Regions from separate parts of the Homo sapiens genome. Here region 1 is linked to region 2. Evidence: read pairs that join two places in POLR2A ChIA-PET (ENCODE). Cell type or tissue: Panc1. All regions are shown on one strand.

The links. Peaks named below come from ENCODE experiments on the same cell type or tissue, not always from the same donor. Only the 100,000 strongest peaks of a DNase experiment are listed, where the experiment ranks them.
Region 1: POLR2A ChIA-PET joins it to region 2 with 5 read pairs; 2 of 35 experiments call an interaction of 5 or more read pairs at or near these places.

The regions. Positions count from the first base shown.
Region 1 is chr3:142,235,665-142,238,164 of GRCh38, forward strand. No RefSeq gene overlaps it. Among named protein-coding and RNA genes, the nearest start is that of GK5, 11 kb to the left of the region's middle. In Panc1, no CTCF peak of the experiment used is centred here; no DNase peak of the experiment used is centred here.
Region 2 is chr3:142,443,493-142,445,992 of GRCh38, forward strand. The region is part of intron 1 of XRN1 (5'-3' exoribonuclease 1); the gene reads right to left. Among named protein-coding and RNA genes, the nearest start is that of XRN1, 3.3 kb to the right of the region's middle. RefSeq lists a silencer at 589-795 and an enhancer at 2,371-2,500. In Panc1, no CTCF peak of the experiment used is centred here; no DNase peak of the experiment used is centred here; H3K4me3 peaks cover 359 bases; H3K27ac peaks cover 857 bases.

The DNA of each region.
Region 1 (2,500 bases), 210 kb before region 2:
TTCCCCACACAGGGTTGCTTAACCTCTATCAACATAAAGTTTCTTCTCAAATGGGATTGTTTTCATTTTAAGGTCAGATTTATTGAAATGTACAGTTATGAGTTTTGACAAGTGTATACAACCATGTAACCACCCCATCCCTACCAAGATAAATAATATTTCCATCACTCCAAGAAGCCCTCTATGCACATAGGACTCAACTCTTTATAGTGAGCATAAGGTGATGTCATCTGCATATATAAAACTCAGAATTCTGGAGTTGAAAAGATTGATCTGGGCTAGGCACAGTGGCTTATGCCTGTACTCCCAGCACTTTGGGAGGCTGAGGCAGGTGGATTACCTGAGGTCAGGAGTTTGAGACCAGTGTGGCCAACGTGGTAAAACTCCATCTCTACTAAAAATACAAAAATTAGCAGGGCATGGTGGCAAACACTTGTAATCCCATCTACTCAGGAGGCTGAGACATGAGAGTCACTTAAACCCGGGAGGCAGAGGTTGCAGTGAGCCAAGATCGTGCTACTGTGCTCCATCCTGAGTGACAGAGCAAGACCCCGTCTCAAAAAAAAAAAAAGAAAAAGAAATAAAAGATTGATCCATAATTTTAATACAGCACATCTGAAAAAGTTGCAGTTTCCAGGCTGACTTCAAATGAGCTCTTAGTTCTGATAACATTCAGGCAGGATGTGTGGACCTAGGGACTTTGACCCTAATGATACTTTTATGTAAAGCTAAGCATAATAAAGTACTTGATATGGTTGTTAGCAACCCAGATATTTATTCTTTTTTTTTTTCTTGTTGAGACAAGGTCTCACTCTGTCACCCAGGATGGAGTGCAGTGTCACAATCTCAGCTCACTGCAACCTCTGCTTCCTGGGCTCAGGTGATCCTCCCACCTCAGCCTCCAGAGCAGCTGGGTCTACAGGCATGTGCCACCATGCCCAGCTAATTTTTGTATTTTTTTTTTTTGTAGAGTGGGGTTATGCCATGTTGCCCAGGCTGGTCTCAAACTCCTGGACTCAAGCCATCTGCCCTCCTTGAACTCCCAAAGTGCTGGGATTACAGGTGCGAGCCACCATACCCAGCCACATTTATTTATTTATTATTTATTTTAGATACAGGGTCTTGCTCTGTTGCCTAAGCTGGAGTGCAGTGGCAACATCCACGATCATAGCTCACTGCAACCTCCAAGTCGTGGGCTCAAGCAATCCTCCTGCCTCAGTCTCCCAAGTAGCTAGGACTATAGGTGCACACCGCCACACCTGAGTAACTTTTAAAAATTATTTTTTGTAGAGACAAGTCTCGCTATGTTGCCCAGGCTGCTCTCAAACTCCTGGGCTCAAGCAGTCCTCCTGACTTGGCTTCCCAAAGTGCTAGGATTACAGGCATGAGCCACCATGCCCAACCAGCAATGAGGACATTTAGTAGGTACGTTCAGATTTTATCCTGTCAAGGAAAAAAAGCCCTACTTTAAAAATATACTTAGTACAGACTATATTTCACAAATTGTAGCTCTAGCTTTCCATCATGCTTTATTACTATAAAGGAGAGTAGAACTTAGAATGAATAAAACCTAATTGATTCAAATGCAAACGAAAGTAGAAATAAAGACTGTAAGCAGTATACACTGATTTTTAACTGAAAAAGGATCATACTCGGCTGGGCATGGTGGCTCATGCCTATAATCCCAGCACTTTGGGAGGCTGAGGCAGGCGGATCACCTGAGGTCAGGAGTTTGAGACCAGCCTGGCCAACATGGCAAAACCCCATCTCTACTAAAAATACAAAAATTAGCCAGGCGTGGCGGCATGAGCCTGTAATCCCCACTACTTGGGAGGCTGAGGTGGAAGAATTGCTTGAACCCAGGAGGCAGAGGTTGCAGTGAGCAGAGATTGCACTATTGCACTCCAGCCTGGGCATTAAGAGAAAACCTCATCTCAAAAAAAAAAAAAAAAAAAAAAAGAATTATACTCGATTCTCATTACTCACAGTAGTTATGTTCTGTAACATCACTGGCAACCCCGAATTAGCAAATATTGAACCATTTTTCCTAGAGGAAATACAGGGTTAGCTTCCTGTAGGCCCCTGGTCACATTTTCTTGAATCGATTAATACACAACCTTGTATTATATGTCCTGCTTAAAGACATCCTATTTAATACATAGTTGGTTAATTAACATTGAACCTAGTATCTCCCCTGAACAAAGCTTATCTAACACATATTCTCTCCTACAATGACATAGCCTTCTTATGCTTAGGAACACTGGTGAACATTTTAGCACTACACTTGGAACTATTTTAAACAGTGAAATCACCAACAAAAAGCATAAAATGTGAAAAATATGGCTCTAAACAGACACTGAAAAGGACACCAGTTTACAAACAGGAAGGCAAAGATCATCTTATTTGAGGTCAGCTGGGAACATGCATGTTGAGTGACTCAGATTTTTCACAACTCTATACATGTCCACAAATTACCCTGAAAACACTACAAGTTATTTAT
Region 2 (2,500 bases):
AATAGCCAATCATCTACTGCCTGACAGCACAGTGGGAGGGACAAGGATCGGGATGTAAACCCACGCATTCAAGCCGGCAACAGCAACCCCCTTCGGGTCCCCTCCTTTTGTATGGGAGCTCTGTTTTCACTCTATGTCACTCTATTAAATCTTGCAACTGCAAAAACAAACAAACAAACAAAAACAAACTAAAAATAGAGCTACCATATGATCCCAGCAACCCCACTGCTATCTGTGTTAATATAACCCAAAGAGAGGAAATCAGTATATCGCAGATATCTGCACTCCTTTGTTTGTTGCTGTACTGTTCACAATAGCCAAGATTTGGAAGCAACCTAAGCGTCCATCAACAAATGAATGGATAAAGAAAATGTGGTATATACACAATGGAGTACTATTCAGCCACAAGAAGGAATGAGATCCTGCCATCTGCAACCACATGGGTGGAAATGCAGTTCATTATGTCAAGTAAAATAAGTCCAGCACAGAAAGACAAACATTGCATGTTCTCACTTATTTATGGAATCTAAAAATCAAAACAATAGAACTCATGGACATAGAAAATAGAAAGATGGTTCCTAGAGGCTGGGAAGGGTAGTCGGGGAGTCAGGGGAGAGGTGGGAAAGGTTAATGGGTATAAAAGAAAAACTGAAAGAACGAATAAGACCTAGTCTGGGCACGGGGGCTCACGCCTGTAATCCCAGCACTTTGGGAGGCCGAGGCGGGCAGATCACTTGAGCCCAGTAGTTCAAGATCAGAGTGGGCAACATGGCAAAAACCCATCTCTATTTTTAAAAAGATTTAAATTAAAACAAACAGAACAAAAAAACACAGGCCAGGCACGGTGGCTCATGCCTATAATCCAAGGACTTTGGGAGGCTGAGGTGGGCGGATCACTTGAGGCCACCAGGAGTTGGAGAAGAGCCTGGCCAACACGGCAAAACTCCATGTCTACTAAGAACACAAAAATTAGCTAGGCGTAGTGGCACACGCCTAATCCCAGCTACTTGGGTGGCTAAGGCACAAGACTTGCTTGAACCGGGGAGGCAGGGGTTGCAGTGAGCCGAGATTGCGTCACTGTACTCCAGCCGGGGTGACAGAGCGCGACCTTGTATCCAAAATAAAAAATAAAAAAAAAGAATGAATAAGACCTACTATGTGATAGCACAACAGGGTGACGATAGGCAATAATTTAAAAACAACTAAAAGAGTGTAATTAGATTTTAACACAAAGGATAAATACTTGAGTGGATGGATACTCCATTCTCCATGATATGATTATTACACACTGCATGCCTGTACGAAAACATCTCATGAACCCCATAAGTATATACACTATGTTTCATAAAAAAAAATAATCATAATAATCCCAGGCTTCATTTCACTTTTTTAAAAAATACTGTTTTACAACATACTAATATACCATGTCTATTTTAATATGCATTTCTATATGCTATATGCTATAGCTAATAAATTAATTCACTCAAAAAATATTTACTGAGTACCCATTCTGTTATGCTGCTTTGGTTTTTTCTTTTTCAGGCACCTCTACTATTTGTCTTCTTTGCCTATCTTTCTTATCGTTACTTTTTCTTGAATCTTTTAAATCTATTTTATTTTTTAAAATTTCATCTTTCCACTGCCGATTGTTTTCTCAAATGGTATCATTTGCTCGTCTTGCTTCTATTTGAGGCTCAGCTCTGCATTTTTTTTTCATTTACTTCTAACTTTCTCTGTCATCTCATTCTCACATTTTCATAATTGATACACGTTGTTCTTTCATGTCTTACCTCATTTTCTTAATGCCTTTTAACTCATTGTGAAATAGATAATAGTTTTGGTTATAATTTTGGTCTATTTTGTGTGCATTTTTTTCATTGCAAGTTTTTATGTCTGGAGAGATACTCTGTCCCTTTTTCTCGTATAATAACTTTGTATGTAATTTGATCTCAATACCTTTCTGTAGCTCATTTTTATGTGAATTTAATTTTCTTGAACTTTTAGAATGAGTAGAGGTTCAGGGAATATAAGTTCACAAAGCTGTTTCTGGGTAGTGTTAAAAAATACAGTGGTTTGCTTTGTGGTTTGTTTTCTAAGATTTCTTGATTCTATGACTTTGCCTCACTTTTATATGGTCTATCTCCTTCTCTTCTTGTCTCTATTGTCCCTTTCATAAAATTTTATTCCACTTCCAGCATAACATTTCCGTAAGACTTTATTCCACTCCCTTTTCCTTAGGGCTCTGGTCTAGAATGGCACCTTGGCAAGTCAGTTTTGAGTGTTCACAGGAGGTAGACTACTCCTGCCTGTTTGGTCTTTCTTATGGTAGACCTTCACCCAGTCAATAATGGAGTGAATAAAACTCCTCTGTTTCAGCTACCGCTATCTAATTGGCCAGCACAGTCTTTTAGTGGATACCGCTGGCTATTCTGGAATTCTGTTCTAAGGTTCATCAGATGTTGCCCCATTGCTTCCTTCTCGCTTTTGCACAGATGGCAAT